Regions from separate parts of the Mus musculus genome. Here region 1 is linked to region 2. The links are chromatin loops, found by intact Hi-C in ENCODE. Cell type or tissue: left cerebral cortex. All regions are shown on one strand.

Evidence for each region. Peaks named below come from ENCODE experiments on the same cell type or tissue, not always from the same donor. Only the 100,000 strongest peaks of a DNase experiment are listed, where the experiment ranks them.
Region 1: a loop joins it to region 2, with 15 times the contacts of the local background. A loop is called at or near these places in 3 of 42 quality-filtered maps.

Annotation. Positions count from the first base shown.
Region 1 is chr8:115,329,215-115,337,214 of GRCm38, reverse strand. All of the region lies in intron 8 of Wwox (WW domain-containing oxidoreductase), which reads right to left. Among named protein-coding and RNA genes, the nearest start is that of Gm39256, 310 kb to the left of the region's middle. In left cerebral cortex, no CTCF peak of the experiment used is centred here; DNase peaks (open chromatin) are centred at 656, 2,139, 3,057 and 6,271.
Region 2 is chr8:115,149,763-115,157,762 of GRCm38, reverse strand. All of the region lies in intron 8 of Wwox (WW domain-containing oxidoreductase), which reads right to left. Among named protein-coding and RNA genes, the nearest start is that of Gm39257, 190 kb to the right of the region's middle. In left cerebral cortex, no CTCF peak of the experiment used is centred here; DNase peaks (open chromatin) are centred at 3,447, 4,312, 6,828, 7,978 and 2 more places; H3K27ac peaks cover 350 bases.

The DNA.
Region 1 (8,000 bases), 180 kb before region 2:
GGCACATAGGAGCTTCCAACACACAGCTAAGTGACATGCTCTTAAGCTGAAGGGCCTGGGGTCAGAGACCCAGAGAAAAACCAGATGTTTCTTCATACTGCATCTCTGATACTTCATCTAAGGTGACAAACCATGAAGCAGCCTTTGGTTTGGGTACTTCCCGAACTGAAGACACAAGCAGATTCCTACACAGGAGACTGCATGAGAAGCGTCTGTCCCTAGGACTTGGTGATATCATAGCCCCTTCAGAAACAATACTTAAACAGGAGTTCCTTAGATCTCAGTGGGAGCCTCTATCTCAGGAAACAAGGAGGGTGACTTCTGAGAGATGACATCTAAGGATGACCGTCAGCTTCTACAAGGATGGACACATGTTTGCATGAGTATCTCCCCAGCAAATATAAATACACATGAATACACACAGACACACAGACACACACACACACACACACACACACACACACACACACACACACACACACTGGAAACCAATGACATGGAAAAGAGAAAAGCAATAGTCTTTTTCTACTTGATTGACACTCCAAGCACACTAGAATCTAGAGTGTGAAATTGTTGCAGCTGCTGATTTTCACTCTCGATTTTCTCATGAGTCTCAAACTCTCTCATGGCTGGCTCCTTCAGAGAACATATGTTCCCATGTCCACCCACCTGTGTAGCTTTCCCTGTCACTTTCTTCCTTCCTGAGCCTGTTCCATGCATGGACTCCAGGCATGGCTTTAGAGCAGTGGATGCTGTGAGATTCTGCTGAAATGTCCATCTTGCATCAAGGTGATTTCTAGGCCACAAGGGTATTTTCTTTTGAAGGATGAGTCCTCTTCAGGGATTTTGCTTAACCCAGGTGAGCTACCTTGCCCTATCTAGATCCTTTCCAGGAGGCAGCCTCCATCAACGATACTCTTGTCTCCTTATCCCACTTGAGAGCATCCGTTTCATGGTTTGGTACCTTAGATGAAAGCCATCTTGGCTTCAGAGTCTGCTCAGGACTGTGGGAAACACTTGGTACTCTGGCATCACAGCTCAGTCCTCCCACTGACCCTTCCATGTGCCACATTCCCTCACAGGTATGCATTCCTGACCATGTTCCTAGCACCCTGCCAAGTGCCCGTCTTTGTCAGCTTAGAATACCCAACCTCTCATTCAACCTTCGACCAGCAGGGTGATTGGGAAACCACCTGAAACACACTTTGCCTGCTTGTTCTCATGAGATCATGACACTCAACCCATTTGATTCATTTTAAAGATGGAATCAGACGGTGCACAGAATATACTCCTGTGGTGCTAGCTCACAGTCTACACTCAACAGATAATGACCAGCTGTGGTGATAGCAGAGCATCTATCCTCCTCCCGTGGTACCCATACTCATCGCCCCCCCCCCAATAACAGGAAGCACAACTGGTTTCTGGTCAAGCATAGTGGATTCAATTCAAACATTGGTGCCTGTCTCGGAAACTAAAAGTCTAATACATGTGGGAAACGTTTACTTGGTGATCAAGAAACCTTTGGGAGTTGGAAAAGTAGCAACTCCCTGAGTCAGCAGAGTGGGACCTCTAGCAGAGGAAGGGACAGAAATAAGCCACTGTACGTGATAGAGCTTGGTCATGGAAGGAGCTGGCAGAGCTATGCGCGGTATGGTAAGGACTGAAGGAACGCCTCTGTGACTTCACATGATGTCACAGAAAGAGGACATCCTCCCTCAGGACAGCCCACCCATCATCATTCCCTCGTCTGCGAACTTACGATACAAACTGCTCTTGACCCCCAGTGCCCATCAATCTGAGGCTGGTTAGTGTGTGCTATCAGGGTTCAACTTCACGAAGAAGGGGCCCAGCACCCCACCCAATTTGAGGTACCCAGTAGTTACTCATCAAATAGTTCTAGCAGAAGAGTTGAGTAAGTGGTACTTTTAAAAAACAGATCTAAGATTAAAAAAAAAAAACATAAACAATGTAAGAGCCTGACTATTTTGTTCTTGAATTACTGTTGATGTGGTTTGGGCAACATTCTTCCCTATAAGTTGTGACTCACATAAAGCTTTCTCTTATACAAGGCTGGCTATGAGGCAGTCAGCAGACTAGAGGAACACATGTACACTCTCCCTGTCCTACTCCCTTGTGGTCCTGGTGGAAAAGATTTGCTGTTTTCTTCCCAGGTTACAGAAAACTGAGAGAGGAAACTACTTGCTCAAGTCTACACAACTCCTAAGTATCAGGTCTGGTTTGAACTCATGCCTTGTCTCTGAAGTTATGTTACACAACAGAGATGGAACTTAGAGCATGCCTCTTCAGGTCTCTGGGCCTTCCTTTTATCGTTGGACTTCATTTCCAGGTACAGATTTCTACAAGGCTCCTAGCCTACAGGGTTTGCATTTGCCTGCAGAGTGGGTTTGAGATGGAGGGAAAATGGGATCAGGACTGTTTCCTAGAACTCTGCCTGTAGGCAGAGAAAGAGATGGAGTCCAACTACAGGGAAGTACAGTCTCATCAGGTCTTGGTATTTTGTTGCCTCTTTTTACTAACATATTAATGCCACCTCAATAACCATGAGATGAATGAATGAATGAGCAGGTAGATGTTGTTGAATGGATGAACAAATGGGGAACTGAAAAGTTGGATGGATGGATGGATAGATGGATGGATGGATGGATGGATAGATGGACAGGTAGATGGATGGATAGATGATGGATGGATGGACAGGTGGATGGATGGATTGGCAGGTAGATGGATAAATGGATGGATAGATGGATGGATAGGCAGCTGGATAGATGAATGGATGGATGGATGGATGGATGGATGGATGGATGGATGTATGGATGAATAGATGAATTAAGAACTGAACAAATAACTAAATGACTGTTTGGAAGTACTGCTTGTTATTTTACACCAAAAGGGAGGCATGCTGTGGACATGACTCACTAGTGGTCACTCAGACTTTAAAAATACCCACATTCCTTGTGAGAGCTGGCAGGAGCAGTTTCTCTCCCTGGAGCACAGCCCTCTGCCTACCTAATACAGTGTGAGGTGTTAACTACATTATCTGGAAATACCCCTATGACTAATTCCCATCCCTTATCCGGAGGAGAAGAAAATTGTCTGTAGTGCGAATGCCCCAGATTCCTGGTCAGTTTATGTAAGGCGTTTCAAGCCATTGCAGTATTTAAAGCCATTTTTAGCTTCAATCACTTGATGTGTGGTGAGCCAAGAATACCTGATCTCTTACTCCTTAAAACTCCCTGTTTTTTCCACTAATTTTGTTTAAAGTGGTTGTGGCACTAAGTACTTCTCCACTGAAGAGAAGGTTTATAAACATGCATCCCAACATTATGCCGTCTTTTAAATAGGTGCTTATTCAGTGAATTCTCCTGTTACATCGCCTGGGCTCCTTTAGCTCTGATACTTTGGGCTGATCCCAGCCCTGCCAGGTGGTGGGTGGGTGATATTTATTTTTTGTCATGGCCTATTTGGTGGTTTTTGTACACTGAAAACTTTTCTGCTCGTCCCAAACAGGATTAGATGGAAGCTTTTCCCAAGTGATGTCTACAGCAATTGAATAAGGTTTGAGCTCTGACTAACCAAAAGTTAGAAGACTACGGGGGAGGGGTGCTTTTATTAAGTAGGGAAAGATAAAGGTCCTTTCTTTATGCGGTGTAGCTACTTTGAAACACATGAAATGCTCAGAAAAGCAAAATCTCAGGGCATCAGATATTTTCTCAGAACCTAAACCCCGATTTCACTTGCACTCTTCTTGCCTTTACCCTCCAAGAAATAGAAATCCTACTTTGACCACCTTTCGCAGAATCTTATTGTTCATTTGTTGGTCTTTAAATATATGGACAAACAAATTCAGCTGCATTTCAATACGTGCAGGTACCTCCAGTGGGCTAATGATTCCTACAAGTCCTCGGATTTCTTTGTGAACTCGTTGACAGTAAATAGCAGGGTGTGTTGGTTTAAGAAATAAACCCATTTGCTGTAGTGCCAGAGTAGCTACAGCCGTGTTCTAATAAAACTCCCAACACAAGCCTAGCCAGGCAACATGATTTGGCCCATGGACTGCAGTTCACAGACCATTGCTCTATAAAACTCAACAAATTAATTATCAGAGTGTATCTTCTAAACGACTTCCCTTCCTTGACAAAACAGACTTGATGTTTTATTGAATCTTTATTCCAGTTTCATCCAAGTTGAAAATATCATAATATTTTGTTGTTGTTATTGCTGCTGCTGCTGTTGCTGCAATGGGATCTGAACCTAGAGCTTTGCGTATATATATTAGGCAAGAATGCTACCTCTAAGTTACACTCCTAGCACTAAGAATTCCTTTTCAAAGCCATCTCATGCATCCCCGATGCCCACAAACTTACTATGACCTTGAGCTTCTGATCCTTCTACCCCACTTTCCAAGTGCCTGTGCCACCATGTGTGGTTTATGCCGTGCTGGGGACTAAACCCAGGCCTTTGGCAAGTCCTTTGCTTACTTAGCTGGATCTCTGAGCCCACACAGTGAAGCTTCCTAAGGCTGTCTGCAGAAGGAAGTTCCCGGTGTGCTGAGCATCCAGAGACATCAATAAGTCCTGTGTGAAGTCTTTAAACTTCACATCCAAACGTCAGGCAGAAATCTATGCTTAATGACTCTATGACAGTTATTCTTAGTTTTTTTTTTTTAATCCAAAAACAATTTGCTATGAAGACATTTCCATGGAAGATAAAACAGGGACTCGTTTGATGCTCCCAGGTAGATGGACATCTTCATCTCCCTTGAATCAGATACCTTTCTCATCGTTGAGACAGAGCTTGGACAGAAGCAGCTTAAGATATATCTGGGCTCACTGTTTTGGAGGGTATGGTCCATCGTGATGTGCAAGGCAAGACAGCTGCAGTGGCTCTGCCTGTGGGCGTAGGTGGCTACTGTATTTCACGTCCATCATGGCTAAAGAGCTTAAACTGGAGCCACGGCTGGACTATACCTTCACAGGCTCACCCACAGTGACCCACCTCAGGCAGCCATCTAGGCTCTATATTCTGCAGCTTCTGTAACTTTCTCAAACAGTTTAGTACCAAGTGTTTAAACACAGGGACTCAAACATTTGATACCCTCTGTCCCTGAATGTATAAGGAGTTAAATCACCAAAAGGAAACAAAACAAAACAAAACAACAACAACAACAACAAAACAGACACCTTGCTTAGCTCAATTTCAAGATGGAGAACAACTGCCCTAACCTTTGTGGGAAGGAGGCAACGATTTTATGCTCCGAAGACTTCAATGCAAACAAGCAAATCAGGGAGATAGGATGGAAGACTCACTCTCTCCTGCTCTTTGTGTCCACTGGTCGACAGCTCTCAGAAAAAGAGAATCCCGGGCCCCTTTGATTGGAAGAGGAACTGCTCCGAATAAATATTCTTTGAGAAATATGCTATGCAGTCTGTTCACCCAGGTCTTCTCGAAGCCAACATACCACGCTGGCTAGAAATTTCCCCCAAGGAGCTGGGGAAAAGCACTTGCAACCCAGGTTCAAATCCCAAAATAAATCAAGGAAAAGCCAGCCTCAATAATGTGAGCATCTGTAACTTCAACCCTCTTAAGACTGGGTGGGTATCTGAGACAGAAGCATTCCCAGGAGCTCTCATGCTCGCTACATGGTGGGAAAACAGCATCAGGAGCCCACGTCACAGCAAGGTAGAAAATGACGACTCACAACAGAGCTTATCCTCTGACCTCCACACCCACTCTGGGGCACGTGTGTACCTGCCCTTATACACATAGCTGTGTGCACATGTGCACACACACACACGCGCGCGCACACACACACAAAGACAGAGCCTTGAGCCCAGCTGCCACCAATGTCTCTCTGTTTATGCAGTTTTCTTCTCCATATAGTAACTTTTTTTTCACTGTCACCAGCAAGTATCTGTTAACTTTTCCACACAGACTTTGAAGATGTTCCACTATGTGTCACAATATGGATCTGAATGCAACAAAGACTATAATTATTGAGCATTTGTGAGAAGCAATATTTTCCCTCCGGTGCGTGTTAGCTCAGCTCTTCATGAGCAGCGTGGGCACTGATGCTAAGGATGCTGCCTGCACCCCTCAGTGCCTTCTCCATGATAGAAATGGAGAAGCGAGAGAGGTGAGCGCTCTGAGCCACTGATAGAGGACAACCCACAATGCTCTCCATCCGCGACCCATGGAGATCGATGAGAGTTTGGCAGGGGATTTGGAAATAAAAGTGGTGATCTGCTGGCATGGGTTAAACATTCTGCCTCCGTGCAAAGAGATTTGAAAGGCTCAACCCAGCACACGAGACTGTGCATCCTAGAGATCCCGCTCGGCAACAGATGGCTTGCAAGGGCTGAATTGCTGTATAAACATTTAACTGAAAGTTTGATCTCCTAAGTGTGGAAAATTAAGCAAAACAAAAGGAAAATGATTCTCAGAGGCGCTTCAATTAGCAATTTGTAATTTCTCTGACAATGCACGCTGTGCCCCGTAACCATGCAAATACCCTCCAGGAAAGGGATTTTAGGAAATCTTGAAAAGAAATCCAGAAACTAAAAGAAGTCATGTGATTGCCAAAAAAAAAAAAAAAAAAAAAGAGGGCATATCGCTTAGCAGCAGCAGTCATAACTTCTGAGCTGTGTATGAAACCACAGAGGAGGACTCACCCAGCACCTGCCTCCCAGACCTTTCCTCTCCTGCATGGAGGACAGGAGGGGACTCTTCGCCCAGCTCTGCTTTACGTACCTTCATCCATTCTCCTGTCTCCAGCTCGCTCTCTCTCCCTCTCCCTCTCCCTATTCCTCCTCCTCCCCTTCCTCCCTTTCCCCCTTCTCTGTGTGCATCTGTGGTACATGCTAGGAAGAGGATACAGGAAAGAAGGACTGCACTTTACCACTGTCAATCATGGGTCATCCGTGGAGGAGAATGGAGAGCCACACAAGAAGTGAGAGGACTGTTGCCTGAAGACCATCACTGCACCCAGAGATAAAGTGTAATGTAAACTTCATTATGTCTGAAGCCTACATCCCACACAGAGAGAGCGATCACCCTGAGGCAGACTCATTTGTAGAGCTTGTTGTTGTTTCGGTTTGTATGTTTTGTAATATAAAAGAAAGGAAAAGTCTTTGGGGACTAGAGAAGAATTTAGTGCCTACAAGTATTCAATAAATGCTTGTGGGATCAATGTTTGGAGCACTGCTCTAGCCCCACTTCTGATGCTGTGAGAAAACACCCTGCATAAGAGCAATTTAGGAAAGGGAAATGGTTCATTCAGTTTACAGTTCCAGGCCACAGACCATTACTTAGTGAACGTCACTGAGGCAGGAGCTTGTGACAGCTGGTCTCACTCAGCACATTCACAGTCAAGAGCAAAGGTGACTGCACCCATGCTGTCAACTGGCTTGCTAATTATATGCTCAGCTAGCTTTCCTCCTAAGCAGTTCAGGACCACCTGCCTAGGGAATGGTGCCGCTCACAGTGGGCTGATTCTTCCTCCATCAGTGAACAATCAAGACAACCCCTGACACATAAGCCCAGAGGCCAGCCTGCTCTAGATAATCTCTCATTGAGGCCCTCTTCCCAGGTGAATCTAGGTCCTGTCAAGTTGTCAGGAAAAGCTGACCAGCAGAGATGCTAGAATGTGATTGATGGCAATTACATCTTTGGATCACTGGAGGAAGTTTGATTAGCTTTCGTGGAAATGCCATGATATTCGGAAAGAGAAGATTTGGTTACCCTTGGAGATATAGAGAGTTTTTAGACCGGCTGCTACATGAAACCATGTCTAAAACTCCTTCCCAGGACCCAAGCAAAAACAAAACAAATGAATGAAGCTATATGGTGAACACTGTTACTAATCACCATAAGGAGGAGGGAGCAAGTCCCTCCTATTTAAGGAATTGTCCCAGAGTCACCTGAGTAAGTGGGGTTTGAACCCAGGCAGTGGAGTTCAGAGTATGTGAGTCCATCATTTCCACTCA
Region 2 (8,000 bases):
CCAGTCTAATCCTTTGCCTGTGCAATTCCCTGTGATTCAACAGCATCTCTCTTCCCCACTGTAGGAAACTGGTGAGAAAATCTGGCCCACCAGGCCATTGAGAATCATCTCCCACGCTGAAGGTCGGCAGGTGAGCGACCTTCGTTTCTTCTGTCACTTCAGTTCCCTGTTTGCAATCTTAAGATACTCAACAGGATCTGGGCATTATGACATGGACATTGTTGGTAGCCCTTATTCGACCTACCACAAAGAGGACATAAAGAGTAAGAAGGAAGATGGGGAATATCACAGGCAAAGGTGGGGTGTGGCATTGATGAGGAATTGCTGAGATACATCCAGGAACCCAGCTAACGGGATGGAAGAAGCAGGCAGGGAGCAAACTCTGGAGAGTCAGGTCCCAGGTGAAAGGCCCGCTCCACGCCCCAAACGCCCGGAGAAAGGAACCATTTAAATACTCTAGTTGAGGGCTAAGCCTGTCAGTTTTCCTAAGTCTGTCAGATTACAGATGTTGTTGCTTTCTTACTCTCTAAAGGAAGGGAGAGTGTTGTATGTTAAAATATGGCCTATGGGGTATGGTGGAAGAACACTCGTCATCTCAGTACTCAGGAGGCAGAGGCAAGAGGATGGCAAGTCAGGGGCTAGCCTGGGCTACATAATGACATTCTCTCTTACAAACTAATGGCCAGCTCATTGCTTTCCTCAATTGCTGTGAGCAAATACCCAACAAGAAGCAACTTGAGGAGAAAGGGTTTATTCTCACTCACAGCGCAAGGGTGCTGTCCACCATGGCAGAGAAGCATGCCAGCCCAAGTGTGGAGTGGTTGGTCACCTGGCATTGACAGTCTGGAAGCAGGGAGAGATGAATCCTGGTACTCTGCTTGCTTTCTTGGTTTTGGGCATCCAGGGGCCCAAGCCCATGAAAGTGATCCTACCCATACTTAAGGGCTGACTCTCCACACTTCAGTTTACCTGGTCCAGATACTCCCTTCATGGGCATGCTCAGAAGTTTGCCTCCTAGGTGATTCGAGATCCTGATAGGTTGGTTGATGCTCTATCAACCATATAGCTGGGGATGTAGCTCAGTGGTGGCATGCTTGCCCAGTCCACACAAGGCTCTGGGATTTATTCCCTGTGTAGAAAGGGGGGGGGGGGGGGGAAGGGCAAGACCCTTTTGTATCACTTAGAATTTGTGTAATTATACTTATTTCAAGATCTCTTTCAGACCGAGAACGTAGGTTTTGCTATAGATAGTTCTTATGTATACAATAAAAATGTAAGTGAAAATACTGTAGAAAAAAGTTATTATGGCATTCCTAAAATGTCTCCGCCTTCAAAGTCCTCTATCCCCAGAATAACTGTAACTCTGAATCATCGAAGATCAAGCGTCTGCCAGCATGACTCTTTTCTTTTTTACTATTGGGAGTCATGGGGGTGTGGTCCTTCTTAGAAGAAGAATTTCGCAATTATGTGAAGCAAGCTAATCTTGATTATCACTTCCAGAACTGAGCGTTCTAGCCCATGGAACTGTACCAGACAAGGTCTAAGTGGCCACACCTACCTGTGCCGGTCTTTCAGTGACCACTTAGCTCCTAGAAGGCTGAGGCCCCTGCCATGATCTTTGAGACTTTCTTGGAAGCGGCCAACACTTATCCTTCGAGATTCCTGGTGGGCTCTTTGTATGTTTGCATAATGCACAGATAAGAACAAAGCTTGGTATCACCCCTACTTGGCTAAGGACAACTTCCAAAAGTGCTCGCATTTCAGAGATGCTGACAGGGAAGGATTTCGAAGATGCGTCCGAAGGTTAAAGGTCAGACAGATGTGTTCCAACAGTCAGTCATTCCATCCGGGCAAGATTCATTCACACACCGGACGGCTGCAAATAACAGCTGATTTACTTATTCCTTCTTCTGAGGACTGTGATGGCCACATTCATCTGAGTCAGCTAATTCTTGCCAAAATTCTAGGTGGAGGTATTATTATTGTTGTTGTTGTTATCAATATCATACCTATTACACATACTGAGACACTGAAGCTTCACTAGATCTATGAACCTGTCTAATATTAGGTGGGAGAACCCAGCTGTGAACCCAGAATGAGTACTGATATGTTTAAGCATTCCTCTTGTCTGTCTGTCTGAATTCCTAAATGGAGAAGTCCTTAAAACTCTTAAGAGTCCAAAGTCCCTTCTGCAAACACGTACAGCACCAGCTGTGTAGACACCATGCTCCGCTTTGGGCCCCAGGACAGAAAGGTGAAAAACTAAACATTCAAACAAACCACCACCACCACAACAACAGCAAAAAAAAAAAAAAAAAGATAGTTTCACTGAAGTCGCCGAGTCTAAAGGAGGACGCAGAGGCTAGCCCACAGGACCAAAGAGGGTAAGCATGTTTAGGGGTACAAGCGGAGGAAGAAAAAAAAAAACCATTTTATTCCTGTTGTGCAATTTTTCTTCAAGAATTTTGGAGGCTCCACATCAGCTTGTGAAACATTCAGACATTCCCAGGAAGGAAGGGTGAAATTTGCATAGAAAATCTATTCCGGTCCCCAGCCCGTTTTTTTGGGTTGGCTGCAAATAACAGCTGATTTACTTATTCCTTCTTCTGAGGACTGTGATGGCCACATTCATCTGAGTCAGCTAATTCTTGCCAAAATTCTAGGTGGAGGTATTATTATTGTTGCTGTTGTTGTTGTTGTTATCAATATCATACCTATTACACATACTGAGACTTTTATAGTTGCTGCCCTCCCTCAAGTCTGCCTGAGCATCATCATCTTCTAAGGGGACGAAGAAAAGGCGATGAGACAAATACACAGCCAGCACACACTTGGCTTCTTGGAGTGATTAACAACGTGTGTTTATTAATAAGCACCACTGTATACAGACACAATTCTTTAGGCTAAAGTTAGGAAGGACAAAATAAATAAATAAATAAAGTGAAACATTTCAAAGACTATGGGGGCGTGCATGTTGGGGGCGGACTTGCCTACCATGCACCAGATCTTGGACTTACTTCATCCCCAGCATCAACATAGATAAAATGAAAATTAAAATGTAGAGTTGAAATCTCAGGGTAGCTGGGCCCAGAAGGCTCAATGGAGATACTGATTTAAAAAAAAAAAAAAAATCTGTAGGCTGTCACCAGGAAGAGGATAAAAAAATCCGGTTCTGTAGATCTCTCTGATTATCTACATACACATAGCAGGTACGTAGTCATGTTGCTGATCCTGGAGTGGGTTTCTAAGAGATTATTTTATCTGTGGAAGTTCTTCCTAGGAACATTTTCTTTAGAATCATTTAAAATTTTATTTCAGTTGGTTTCAGCGGCCTGCTGCAGAGGTATCCTCCCCCTCCACCGCCTCCTCTGCCTCCTCCCTGATAGTGGGAGCCCCTTGCGGCACGCTCGCAAGCCACTTGAACATATGTCTACATGGAAGAGCATTAGATTGTTAAAGCAGATGGTGGCATGCTTCGGAATCTGACAGCCTGCTCTGACGGCACTATCAGCAGGCAGGGCTTGCCAGCGACGCACATTTCAGCGAGGGGCTGCCAGGGAGAACAGATCTTGGCTTCACCCTCCAAGGTGCAGAGAGGAGCTTGTGTTTGAAAACAAGCAAAATGTGCTCTCTCTCTCTCTCTCTCTCTCTCTCTCTCTCTCTCTCTCTCTCCAACAGCAAATGAGGATGCGGCTCAGCAGCGTTTATGGCACATGTGTTGTGGGATGGGGAAATAGTTTGCAAGCCACGGTTCTATAAATGGTACCGACTTGGGGTGTTTTCCATCAGAGGCAGGTGGGAAGTAGAGGGGGAGGCAGTTGTTGGAAGAACGGCAGAGTCGCCCGTTTCCGTGGGCTGTGGGTCTTTCTTTCACTGTACCCTGTTTGTTTCCCAAGATGTCCCCATGCATTTGAGGGTCACCATCTCATACTGTCCCTGGCCCTGTAAAAGTGCATTGAGAGAAGAACCAGAGACTCTCAGGCTGCTTGCCCACAGGTCTGGCTCCAGGCTAAACACTTCACTGATACACCTGCCCATTGCAACTCATTCAAACCGTTTTTGCACATAGTGACATTGGGGTCAAGTGTAAGGAAAAATTTGAGCCAAACTAGGTGAACCTGGGTGGGGACAGAACTGTGCCCCATAGTTGATGGTTTATGCCCCGCTTCTTTATGACACAGTTAGAAACAACATCCACAAAGTAAAATCCACCTCTCTCAGAGCACACAGCTGCAAAGGAACCTGGCTCAGTGCTGCTATTTTCAAGGTGACTTTGTCTTCCATATTTCTAAATAGAGAGTTCTATGCAAGGAACATGCATCTCGGCTTAAAGGAGGGACGGGGGGAAGCAAAAACTATGTCTGAGCTGACTTCCATAGAAAGATTTGCATTTTGCCAAAATAACTTTCGAGATCTGGCTTTTGAGTCACCTCCTTCCTCCGGAGAAGTGAAAAATACCACCCCTTTTCCAGCCAAGGTTTAACTCCACTCTGGTCTCCATCTCCCTTCCAGTCACAGAAATATCGTTAATAAATTACCAGAGCTGTCACGAGCGCACACACACACACACACACACACACACACACACACACACACACAGATGTGAAAATCGTTTTGAAATGGTCCCACTTGAGGTCATACCATCTACGAAAATTGACGGCTGTTATTTTCTAATTCCTTCAGAGGCCACCACGGGTGGGTCTTCTTTACACTTGCAGTGGTTGCCCCCCTTTCAATTTGCATTTAAAAGACAGTAAATTGCAGGGTCCATAAACATTTTTATAGTGATTTATTGAAGACTAGAATGTCATCGGTGTTCTTCACACTTAACCAGGCCTGAGAATCAAAGGCTGGCTGGGTATGCCATCTCACTGTTCCTGTCAGCCCTGTGAGGACAAGCCAGTCTTTGGGGGCATCTTCCCTTCTCTCATTTCCTCTTCTCCCTTTCTTTCCTCCTTTCTCCCCTGCACCTTCTTTTCTTGGCATTAGGTCACGGAAGCACACTTTTAGCTACCAAGTCCCAAGGCTCAGCTCTAGCCTTTTCAAAAGAACTCAGTTTTTACTAAACAGCACAGCATTCTTTATCAGAGAGAGAGAGAGCAAATACAAATTGAAAATCTTTCTTGCCGGGCGTGGTGGCGCACGCCTTTAATCCCAGCACTCGGGAGGCAGAGGCAGGCGGATTTCTGAGTTCGAGGCCAGCCTGGTCTACAGAGTGAGTTCCAGGACAGCCAGGGCTATACAGAGAAACCCTGTCTCGAAAAACCAAAAAAAAAAAAAAAAAAAGAAAGAAAGAAAATCTTTCTTTTCCTCTTCCCAGTTTGTGCGCTGCCCACTAGAAAGCATCCTCACACATCTACCACAGGCAGTAGGTGACAGGCAGGCATCTGGGTAGACACAGCAGGGACTTCCATCTTCCCAGCTAAACCCTTAGAGCAAGCATTGGCTGTGCACCTGCGTTAGAACCTGCTATTCGGAAACAATGCTAGAGACATGGATCTGGGGTCAGAAGGCGTTTGTGCTACTTCCCAGCCAGCTAAGTCATGAAAGGAGGTGTGCAGCCAAGACACACAGTTTATCTAAGGGCACAGTTACTCTTGGCATCCTTCGCCCGTTATGGGGGGGTGGGGAGGACAGGAACCTTTCTGTGCGGATTTTGTAGAGAGGAAAAGGAGAGGGGGCCGAGGAGAAGAAAAGCGGCTCTGCGCCTCATCTGCCCTTCCAGTGTCCAAAAGGGAGGATTTCTTTCCATCTTTTCCACATTATAATAATGGCTTTTCGGCTTCTGAAAGGAGCCCCAGTATAAGCGCAAATGTTGCATGACCGCGAAGAAAACCCCAGTCTTTGTCGCACCAGTGAAAGTCCTTCTCTGCCTGCGTCTCCCTGCCATTAACTGAGATGAAATGAGTTTCTCCCCCTTTTGATTCCGGCCCCCACCCCACCCCCACCCACCCCCACTGCCTATGACAGTGTGACGTGATTGGGCTTCCCGGCCCATTATTTCAGGGAAGGTTCTATTCTGGTTTGGGAGTTCCTGCCTGCAAGGTTATCTGCACACAATGTAGCAAGGCACTCTGCATTCTTTTTTTTTCTTCTTCTTCCCCCTTCTGAAATCTGATCTCGGTGATGCGAGCAAGAGAACTGGCTTTGCGTTTGTCAGATAAGTAGCTAGGTGCTGGGAGTCGTAATTTTTGTGACTTCAGTCAGGGCTCCCTGTTAAAATATGTCAACTGATAAAAATGTAAGCCTTAAAAAAATAACCTTTGAATCAAAAGTGCTGTTTTATCTCAAACACACACACACACACACACACACACACACACACACACACACTATATGCACCCCTTCCTTGGACCTCCCTTTATTCGTTTGCCTGTTTCCTGGTGTGTATTTCCAAACAGTTCTTTTTGAATGGGGTTGCCACTCCAGGGCCACCATTCAGCTCACTGGGAGGGGAAAATCAAGGGACTTGTGCGACCAGATTGGTGTAGCACAGTTTGTCTGAAAAGATGCAGAGGCGCCCTCCCCTGTTTTACTCTACGTTGTTAGGAAATATTTCCTGATCACAATAAGCAAATAAATCAAATCCAGAGTGGGGCTCTGTTTTGAGCAGAGTCAAAGAATTTTAGGGCAAGTGTCTAGAAGGACTACCATAATGTCGTCCCTATGTTCCCGGGGCCAGGGCCTAGCTGCCAGTCTGCTCAGGGAACAACGCTTCCTTGTCCCCCACGTGAGAAGAACCAAAGGCAACTGCAGTAATGTCTGTGTCCCTCAGCCATGAGAGGAGCACAAGAGGCCAGCTGGGCCCACAATGGTCTTCAGGCTGCTCACAGGTTCTTTCGCCGTCAAAGCCATCCCCACCCTGGGCAAAGCCGCCTTGCACCACGCTGGCGAACGTGTTATATAAATATTAACAGGAGGCAGATTGCTGGAGCCCCTGTGTGTTGCTTTCCCCACTGGTGGCAGCCACACAAAGCCACTGGTGACAAAACTAAGAGGCACGGGGCGCGCTCCAGGCATGGGGCTCGCTCAGGAGCCCAGTGCCAAGGCGAGCAGGAAGCAAGGTCCTGTCCCCATCCCTGTTCGAAGGCCCGTACACCCAGGCCTGCAGCTGATAACACTGTAATAGTCCTCCTTTGAGAACCGCGGTTCCCGCCTGCTGATTAGTCATTTATCACACCTGGCAGCATGGCCGAACTATAATTACTCTTCTCTTATCCTAACGGCACTGTCATGTCCGAGAGGAGAGGTGCGGCAGAGTCCCCAGTTAATGACACATTACCCTCTTGACAAGCTCTTAAAGGTTTTATTGTAAATATTCAAGATATAAAACATCCGAGATTCCCTTTTTAATTATAAAAAAGCAATTTCATGGCCTCCCTTCCCCAACCTGCTCCTCCCCCTCCCCAACCCCACGCCTCCCCAAATAGTAAAGTTTCCGCTCCCTTATCCTCTGCTTACTGCAAACAAACTGATGTCCCTTTGTCACGTAAACTCATTGCTACAAGTTAACTCGGTATCTCTACGCAATTATCAGACATATTGCCTATGAAATTGGTAATTTAAACACACATCACATTTCCACAAAAGTTAAATTTCCGCCCCGAAAGAAGGGTAAAATGTGCATTTATATGAAAAATTATATATGAAAAAAAAAAGCCTAAAACGCAGCATAAATAGTCTGGTTTTCCTCATCGGAACGTGAAGGAGAGGGGGAGTCATGACGTCGTTTTTATTTTATTTTTTATTTTTTTGAAGATGAGCCTCTAAATGAAGTAAAAATTATATGCATATATTTTTTTAAACTAAAAAATTGGAAATGTGTGGGTCGTTAAACCCTGATTGCCTACTTACAAGGTTTAGGGAGAAAGCCAATGTAGCATCCAGCCATGCCCTGGGCTATTTCTGTAGCTCTAGAAGGGTGCGGCAGACACTTCCCTCAGGGAGCGAGGGCCCTGGCAGGCTGTTCCATCTTACCACCTTCCTGCTAGTGTTTATGA